Regions from separate parts of the Mus musculus genome. Here region 1 is linked to region 2. The links are chromatin loops, found by intact Hi-C in ENCODE. Cell type or tissue: gastrocnemius. All regions are shown on one strand.

Region 1 (5,000 bases), 290 kb after region 2:
GGAATTTCTTTTCTGGTCCAGTCTATTTGGAGTTTTGTAGGCTTCTTGTATGTTCATGGGCATCTCTTTCTTTAGGTTAGAAAATTTTTCTTCTATAATTATGCTGGAAGATATTTACTGGCCCTTTAAGTTGATAATCTTCATTCTCATCTACTCCTATTATCCGTAGGTTTGGTCTTCTCATTGTGTCCTGGATTTCCTAGATGTTTTTAGTTAAGATCTTTTTGCATTTTCTTTGATTGTTATATCCATGTTTTCTATGGATTCCTCTGCACCCGAGATTCTATCTTTCATCTCTTGTATTTTGTTGGTGATGCTTTCATCTATGACTCCTGATTTCTTTCCTAGAATTTCTATCTCCAGAGTAGTCTCCCTTTGGTTTTTCTTTATTGTTTCTACTTCCATTTTTAGATCATGGATTGCCTCGTTCAATTCCTTCACTTGTTTTTCTGTATTTCCCTATCATTCTTTAAGGGGTTTTTGTGTTTCCTCTTTAAGGACTTCTACCTGTTAAACTGTATTCTTCTGTATTTCTTTAAGTGTGTTCTTAATGTTCTTTTTAAAAATCATCTCCAGAATCATGAATTATGGTATAAATCTGAATATTGCTTTTCCTGTGTGTTGGGGTATCCTAGACTCACTGTGGTAGGAGTACTGGGTTCTGATGATGCAGAGCAGACTTGGTTTATGATAGTAAGATTCTTACATTTATCTGGTAATTTCTGGTGTTAGATATTCTAGCTGTCTTTGGCTGGAGCTTGTTCCTCCTGTGAGTCTGTTAGCCTCTGTCTGCATTCCTGGGAGAGCAGCTCTCTCCTGACTCCTTGGAGTCAGAGCACTGTAGGCAATCTCTTCTCTGGCAGGGAAGGTGCACAGTGGTCTGAGGATCAGCTCTGACTCCTGGATGAGGATGAAGGCCCAAAGGGACCTGCCCAGGAAGCTCTGTTGCTTCTGAGTCCCATAACTCTCCTGCAGGGACCAGCCTCAGAGAGACCCTAGCTAGAAAATGTAGATCTCACCTGGGTCCTGGAGTCAGAGATCTAGGCTTAGATATTTTAAAGTTTACTTTTTATACGGATTCTCAAATTCTTCAACCTCTCCTGTAGCCTACCATACAAATGATGGAAGAAAGTATAGTACAAGCTGATGGACACCTATTCACAATTAGTTCTTTGGGGCAATTCCAGTTTCAGTTCATTAGAATAACAATAGCTCATCTCAGTAGTGTTACGGCACCTAACATGAATCACCAGCTTTGGCTAGATCTATGAGAAACCACTATTCCTCCACTGAATCTGCACAAGTCAGTGGCAGAAGCCAGCATGAGCTAGGAAACCAGGAAATGTTTATTGCTGTGCCTCTCTCAATGAAGTGAAGATCAGTGAAGTTTAAGATGCAAGACCAATGGATATTTGCAAAGCTTTCTATGCAAACTCACAATCACTGTCTGTTGAGTCCTATTTATACTATTTCCAAACATAGTGTGCTTCTCCATGGGTCTTGCCTTAGCAAAACCCATGCATGTCTGTATTAGCAAACATCACCTAAGCAGGCATATTGTGACATATTGAGAAATTTCCACTTTGTTTAAAAAATGTCTGTTTTTTCTAATATTAACAATTTACATACAGTAAACAAAAATTAGAACTTTATATCATATTTTAAACAATCAGCTTATGAATGTCGTGCAAACTTTATATGCCCCAGTACAGGGGAAATCCAGGGCAAACAAGTGGGAGTGAGTGGGTGGAGGAGTGGGGGGGGAGGGTGTGGGGGACTTTTGGGATAGCATTGGAAATGTAAATGAAATAAATACCTAATTTAAAAAAAAAAGAGAGAGAAGCATGGCTAGAAGTCACTTAGGCAATGTCCCAAGCTTCTGACCTTCAGGCTAAACTCCTTCCCATTTACTTAGCAAGAAAAAATATATATAGCAGCATACTTTTAAAGGGGCAGTTAGGCCCCTCTCTGCTCTCTTATTCCTCACTCTTAACTTTCTCACTTCTCTAATTCCTTTGATCTCTTACCTCTCACTTCTCTCACTCTCCTCTCCTCTTTCTTTGTCTTCTCCTCTCTTCTCTCCTCTCCTCTCACTCTCTCCCTCTTACACTCTCTTTCTCACTAGCCTTTCCTCTCTCTCTCTCTCTCTCTCTCTCTCTCTCTCTCTCTCTCTCTCTCTCTTCTATATTCTCTCTTTCCCACTGTCTCTCTATAATAAAGCTCTAAACCATAGACAGTTTCTGCTCATCAAGATCTACTATGCTCACTCTTGCAACTGTGGGAACCTCTCTTCCCTCTGTCCCATGACAATAGGGATTCTGGGAGTGGCCCCAAGGCCCCACGTTGGGCTGCCCCTTGTGCACCCCCCAAAGAGTGGGTCAGAGGCTTAGATGTGTACCTAGGGCTGAGTGGAAAGCGTGTGGCAGCCCTCCCATGTATGCCTGTCGAGAGCATAGTGGAATTCTGGCTGGACTTGGGTCTTCTTTCCCCTCCTTCCCCAAGCCCCCTTTATAGTTCACATACCTCCCTACCTCTGCTTTCATGATTATTTTGTTTCCCTTCTATTTGCAGTACCCACACTTGGGCCTTCCTTTCTTTTAATCTTCATAAGTTCTGTGAGTTTTCTTATAGGTATTCTGTACTTTTGGCGAATATCTCACTTAACAGTGAGTATATGCTATACATGTCTTTCTGGGTCTGTGTTACATCACTCAGGATCATCTTTGCTCACTCAGTTCATTTGTCTGCAAAATTCATGATATCCTAGTTTTTAATAGCTGAATAGTACATTTTCTGGACCTATGTTATGACTGATGGATATCTGGGTTGTTTCCAGCTTCTGAATACTACAAATAAGGCTACTATGAACATAGTATAGCATTTGTCCTGCTGGTTTGTTCAGGCATCTTTTAGTTTTTTGCTCAGAAGTGATATAGCTGTGTCCTCATGTAGAATGATTTTAAATTTTCTGATGGTTTAGATTTACCTGGCAACTAAGAATTGGAACATTTCTGTAAGGTTTTACAAGACCTTCAACTTTCCTCTGTTGAGAATTTTGTTTAGATCTGTACCCCATTTTTTCTTTTTTTTATTGGATATTTTCTTCATTTACATTTTAATTGCTATCCCAAAAGTCCCCTATACCCTCCTCACCCCCGGTCCCCTACCCACTCACTCCCACATCTTGGCCTTGGCTTTCCCCTGTACTGGGACATATAAAGTTTGTTAGACCAAGTGTCCTCTCTACCCAATGATGGCCAATTAGTCCATCTTCTGCTACATATGCAGCTACAGACACAAGTTCTGGGGATACTGATTAGTTCATATTGTTGTTCCACATATAGGGTTGCAGACCCCTTCACCTCTTGGGTACTTTCTCTAGCTCCTACATTGGGGGCCCTGTGTTCCATCCTATAGATGACTGTGAGCATCCACTTCTGTATTTGCCAGACACTGGCAAAGCTTCACAGGAAAAAGCTATATCAGGGTCCTTTCAGCAAAATCTTGCTGGTGTATGCAATAGTATCTATGTTTGGTGATTGATTATGGGAAGGACCCCCAGGTGGGGAAGTTTCTGTATGGTTCATCCTTTTGTCTTAGCTCTAAACTTTGTCTCTGTAACTCCTTCCATGGATATTTTATTCCATATTCTAGGGAGGAATGAAGTATCCACGAATTGGTCTTCCTTCCTGATTTTCTTGTGTTTTAGAAGTTGTATCTTGGGTATTCTAGGTTGCTGGGCTAATTTCCACTTATCAGTGAGTGGATATCAAGTGACTTCTTTTGTGATTGGGTTACCTCAGTCAGAAGATATCCTCCAGATACAGCCATTTGCCAAAGAATTTCATAAAGTCATCATTTTTAATAGCTGAGTAGTATTCCATTGTATAAATGTACCACATTTTCTGCATCCATTTCTCTGTTGAAGGACATCTGGGTTCTTTCCAGCTTCTGGCTATTATAAATAGGGCAGTATCCTAATTAACAAATTCAGAAATGAAAGCAGACATAACAACAGATCCTGAGGAAATCCAAAACATCATCATACCCTACTGAGAGAATGTAAGTTTTACTTGATAAGTTTTCATAATTGTTACATTGTGTATTGTTTATTAATAATTGAGAAAGAACCTTTTGTTTGATTTAAAATGTGAAATGTTGGAGATGATATTTTGTACTTTGTATTCAAATGTTCATTTCTAATCCCAGAAGTCTTGTTGTAGTCAACCATGTCTGTTCTCTATGTTATGTAAAAATTATTTTCTGTCACCTTTGATTCATTAATAAACATATGCTCAGCCATTTAGTTGGGCAGAAGAGAATAGGGCAGAACTGCTGATATGAGACAGTGCTTCTACATAGAAGGAGAAGTAGAGAAGAAACCCAAGGGGAAGAAGGAGTGAAGAAAAAAATATGAAGAGAACAGGAGATTTTCACTATGAGGTTGGCATGAGGACACACATGGGCCAGAGTGAAATTGCACAAGGTGGCAGGGAACACAGAATTTTTTCTTTGTATTTTTTGTGTACTCATGTTTGAAAAGGTCAAAACTTGCCTAGTTTATGCTTGCAGTGTGCTTATAAGAATGCCTGGTCTTTGTGTCTCTTTTTCAGAAATTAAAATGGGCTAGAGCATGCAGAAAGTGCTGGGAGCAAAAGGCACAGTAGAACTCTCTCTTCCTCTCCCAAAATACTATTGTATGCATCCATGTAAACAGCATGCATGTTTTAATGAGCACACACACACACACACACACACACACACACACACACACACGTTTTTTACATTTGAATGCTTGGGTACTTGGGAGGGTTGTTGCTTGAGAAAGATTTGAAGGTTAGATTTGAGACAGTACATGTGACCTTCTTAGATAAAGTATCACTGGAGTGAGCTTTGAGGCTTCAAATGCTAAAACTATGTCCAGTGTCTCTTCTTGTTTCACGATTACTAGCATTTGGAAATCTCAGTTCCTTTCCCAGCATTCTATATGTAATTGTCCA
Region 2 (5,000 bases):
CAGTGTTTTTATAAGATTGGCATCTATACTGGAGTCTTCAAGAAGATGAACACCCAGGAATCTTTTGTAAGCAAATATAATCAACATTTCTCAAGTTTCCTAATCAATGACCTTTCTTCTGCTGGTGTATGCTGTCTGTTTGGCGGTCCAGTGTTTGAGAGATCTCCGGGGTCTTAGATTAATTGAGACTTCTGGTCCTCCTGCAGGATGGCCTTTCTCCTCAGCTTCTTTCAGCCTTCCCTAATTCAACAACATGGACAGTTGTTTCTGTCCATTGGTTGGGTGCAAATATCTGCATCTGACTCTTTCAGCTGCTTGCTGGGTCTTTTGGAGGGCAGTCATGATAGATCCCTTTTTGTAAGCTCTGTATAGTCTCAGTAATAGTGTCAGGTCTTGAAAACTCTCCTTGAGCTGGATCCACTCTGGGCCTGTCACTGGACCTTCTTTTCCTCAAGTTCCTCTCCATTTCCATCCCTGTAATTATTTATGTCCTTATCAAACTTATGGGATGCCTAATGAATGCAATCCTAAGAGAAAACTCATAGCACTGAGTACCTCCATAAAAAAAAAAAAAAGAATTGTAGAGATCATACACTAGCAGCTTAACAACACATTTGAAAGCTTTAGACCAAAGAGAATGAAATACACCCAAGATGAGTAGACAGCAAGAAATAATCAAACTCTGGGCTGAAATCAGCCAAGTTGAAACAAATAGAACTATACAAAGGACCAATAAAACTAGGTTTTGGTTCTTTGAGAAAATCAACTAGCTAGATAAACACTCAGCAAATCTAACTGGAAAGCACAGAGACCATACGTATCCAAATAAGAAAAATCAAGAATGAAAAAGGAAACATAACAGAAAATGAGGAAATTCAAAAAAAAATCATCAGATACTACTACAAAAGTCTATATTCAACAAAACTGGAAAAATCTAGGTGAAATGGATGATCTTTCTTTCTTTCTTTCTTTCTTTCTTTCTTTCTTTCTTTCTTTCTTTCTTTCTTTCTTTCTTTCTTTCTTGATATTCTTGACAGATACCAGGTACACAAACTTAAATCAATATCGGATAAGCCACATAAACAGTCCCATAAACACTAAGGAAATAGAAGCAGTCATTAGAAGTCATCCCAACCCCAAATAAATAAATAATCAATCAATCAATAAATAAATAAATATAAAAATGCACTGCCACATGGTTTTAGTGCAGAATTCTATTAGTCCTTCAGAGCAAACCTAGGAACAATATTTCTCAAACTATTCCCCAAAATAGAAAGAGAAGGAAGACTACCTAATTCTTTCTATGAATCCCAAGTTTTGCTTATAAATAAACCACAACAAGACCCAACAAAGAAGAGAACTTCAGACCAATTTCACTTATTAATATTGGTGCGAAAATACTCTATATAATTCTTGAAAACCAGATCCAAAAAAAAAAAGATAAAAAGGACTATTCACCATGATCAAGTAGGCTTCATCCCAGGAATACAGGGTTGATTCAATACACGCAAATCCATCATTGTAATTCACTATATAATTATACTCAAGTAAAATAACACATAATTATTTCACAAGATGCTGAGAAAGCTTTTGACAAAACACAACAGCCCTTCATATCAAAAGTATTAAAAAGATCAGGAATTCCAGATCTGCACTAAAATATAATAAAATCAATATATAGCAAACCAATAGCCAACATCAAACTAAATGGAGAGAAATTCAAAGCAATCCTATTAAAACCAGGGACAAGAAAAGGATGCCCACTCTCTCCCTACCTATTCAATATAGTTCAATGTTCTAGCCAGAACAATTTCAGAATAAAAGGGGATCAAAAGATTATATATTGGGAAGAGGAATTCACCTTATCAGTCTTTTCAGAGGATATGATACTGTATATGAGTTACAACAAAAATTCTACTAGAGAGTGTCTGTAGCTGATATACAACTTCAGCAAAGTGACTGGATATAAAATTAACTCTAAAAATCCAGTAGCATTCCTCTACTAAAAGGATAAACTGAGAAAGAAATTAGGGAACCAACACCCTATACAATATTCAGAAATAATAGGACATTTCTTAATGTGACACTAATCAAACAAGTGAAAGATCTGTATGACAAGAACTTCAGATCTCTGAAGAAAGAAGTTAAAGATGACCTCAGAAGATGGAAAGATATCCCAAGATCATGGATAGGCAGGATTACCATAGGAAAAATGGCTACCTTACCGTAAGCAACCCACTGATTCAATGCAATCCCCATCAAAATTTCAACTCAGTTCTTCAAAGTGATAGAAATACCAATTCTCAAATACATCCATAATATCAAATAACCCAGGATAGTGAAAAATATTCTCAACAATAAAAGAACTTCTGGGGAAATCACCATCTTTGACCTCAATTTTACTACAGAACAATAGTGATAAAAACCACATTGAATTGGCACAGACACAGACAGATAGTTAAATGGACTATAATTGAAGACACAACTAAACCCACACACCTATGATCATTTGATATTTGACAAAGATGCAAAAAACATCCAGTGGAAAAAAAGACAGTATGTTCAACAAATGGGGCTGGTTCATCTTGCTGTTGGCATTTAGAAGAATGCAAATTGAACCATTCTTTTCAACTTGTACAAAACTCAAGTCCAAGTGGATGAAGAACCTCCACATATAACCAGATAGATGGGAACTAGTGGACAAGAAAGTGGGGAAGTTCCTCAAACATGTGGACACATCGGAAAATTTCCTGAATAGTACAACAATGTCTTATACTCTAAGAACAAAAATAGTCCAATGGTATATCATAAAACTGCAAGGCTTCTGTAAGGCAAAGTACACTGACAATAGGCAGTTTCTAAGAGAATTAGAAATAGATTTTTCTGAAGACCCAGCTATACCACTCCTGGCAATATACCCAAACGGTGCTCTAACATATTTAAAAAGGAAACATGTTTCATATTGTTCATAGAAGCCTTGCTTAAAATAGCCAGAAACTGGAAATAACCCAGATGTCCTTCAACAAAGGAATGGATACAGAAAATGTGGTATACTTTCACAATAGTATACTATTCAACTATTAAAAAAACGATTTCATGAAATTATTGGGCAAAAGGATGGAACTAGAAAATACCATTCTGAGTAAAGTAAGCTAGTCATAAAAGAGCACACATGGTGTGCACTCACTGATAAGTGAATATTAGCCCAAAAGCCCAGAATAACTAGTATACAATTCACAGATCATGTGAAAGTGTGGATGCTTCAGTCTTTCTTAGAAGGGAGAATAAAATACAAATGGGATGTAGGGGTTGGGAGGGACTTGGGAGGAATAGAGGATGAGGAGAGGAATAGAGGTGCAGGTTATGGTATGAGAGTACACTAGGATAAAATATATATGGTCAGGAATATGAACAGAATTTTTTAACAATGGGGCATGGGGAACTGGGGATAGCCACAAAAAGTCCCAGATGCCAGGAAAGCATGAGACTCCCAGGAGTCAACAAGGATAAGATTAGCTGAGCCATGAGAACTTCATGGTTTTCTGTAGCATAGCTCTGCTTGTGGTAATCTCAATCCTCACATCCTTCTTAATCTAAGTGTTGTATGTAACTTATAGATTACTTCTATTCTCTCACTCAGCAGTATTTTTAGCACTCACAATAATAGTGAATGATTGCCTGGCAGTGTTGGTGCACACCATTAATCCCAGCACTTGGGAGGCAGAGACATACAGATTTCTGAGTTTGAGGCCATCCTGGTCTACAGAGTGAGTTCCAGGACATCCAGGGCTATACAGAGAAACCCTGTCTTGAAAAAAAATAGTGAATGATCTTTGTTAAGTATCACTTCTGGAACAGTTAATGATTAAATCACACCTTTGAAAAGAATTCACAAATATAGTTTGTTAGCAATGACCACAACCTTTTTAATCTGGAAATGAAACTTGTTAGTAAAGCTAGGTTAAGTAGTAGTAGTAGTAGTAGTAGAAGTAGTAGTAGTAGTAGTAGTACTAGTAGTAGTAGTAGTAGTAGTAGTAGTTGTTGTTGTTTTTGTTGTTGTTATTGTTGTTGTTGTGTGTGTTTTCTGTAGTTATAGTATAGAAAATCTTAGGAAATAATTTGAAGTTCAGAAAAGCACACTCTTAATAGTTGAGCTAGATTGGAATTGATATTATTTTACTTTGAGATTTATAGCTGTAAAGAGACACCATGACCAAGGCAATTCTTATAAAGGACTATAGTCAGTTGGGGCTGGATTATAGGTTCAGTGGTTCAGTCCATTATCATCATGGCAGTGGCATGTCTACATCTAGGCAGATATGGCACTGGAAAAGCTGAGACTTCTACATCTTCATTCCAAGGAAGCTAGGAGCAAACTGACTCTTCTGCACTCTGCAGAGTCTCAAAGCATACCCCCACAGTTACACACTTCACACAACATGGCAACACCTACTAACAGTACCACTCCTAATGGACCAAGCATACTCAAATCACCTCATTAAACACCCTGGCACCCATAGTCTTGTTCAGTCACATGACTCTATGGAAGTCATAGCTAAACATAGTCTATGGAAGTTTCAACAATATTAAAAGTCCAAAATTCAAACACTTTTGTGAGATTCATTCAAGCACTTAACTATATAATTGCCTATAAAGTAAAAATGAAAAAAAAAAAGCAGAACACATATCTTAAATGTCTCAGGATGTACACTATCATTCCAAAAGATAGTAGTGAGGAAATACTGGAAAAAACAGGATCGATAACCACCTAGGCAATTTCCAAATTCTGCATCTATATGTTTGATGTAAAAGTGCTCTTCGTAATTCTAACTCCTCATCATTGTTGACTGCAACACAATTATTTCTCTTGGGTTGTTTCTCTTCCCTGTTAGTAGATTTCCTCAGCAGATATCCTACGATTCTGACATCTCTAGCATTTTAGATTATCCAAGGCAACTTCACTTTTACATGTTCTTGTTTCAATCTCTGAGAGACACACA

The links. Hi-C counts contacts between places; a loop is a spot of excess contacts. Peaks named below come from ENCODE experiments on the same cell type or tissue, not always from the same donor. Only the 100,000 strongest peaks of a DNase experiment are listed, where the experiment ranks them.
Region 1: a loop joins it to region 2, with 10 times the contacts of the local background. A loop is called at or near these places in 11 of 42 quality-filtered maps.

What each region holds. Positions count from the first base shown.
Region 1 is chr6:60,122,385-60,127,384 of GRCm38, forward strand. All of the region lies in intron 7 of Gm5570 (predicted gene 5570), which reads left to right. Among named protein-coding and RNA genes, the nearest start is that of Gm5570, 47 kb to the left of the region's middle. In gastrocnemius, no CTCF peak of the experiment used is centred here; a DNase peak (open chromatin) is centred at 2,370.
Region 2 is chr6:59,835,403-59,840,402 of GRCm38, forward strand. No RefSeq gene overlaps it. Among named protein-coding and RNA genes, the nearest start is that of Gm22622, 130 kb to the left of the region's middle. In gastrocnemius, no CTCF peak of the experiment used is centred here; no DNase peak of the experiment used is centred here.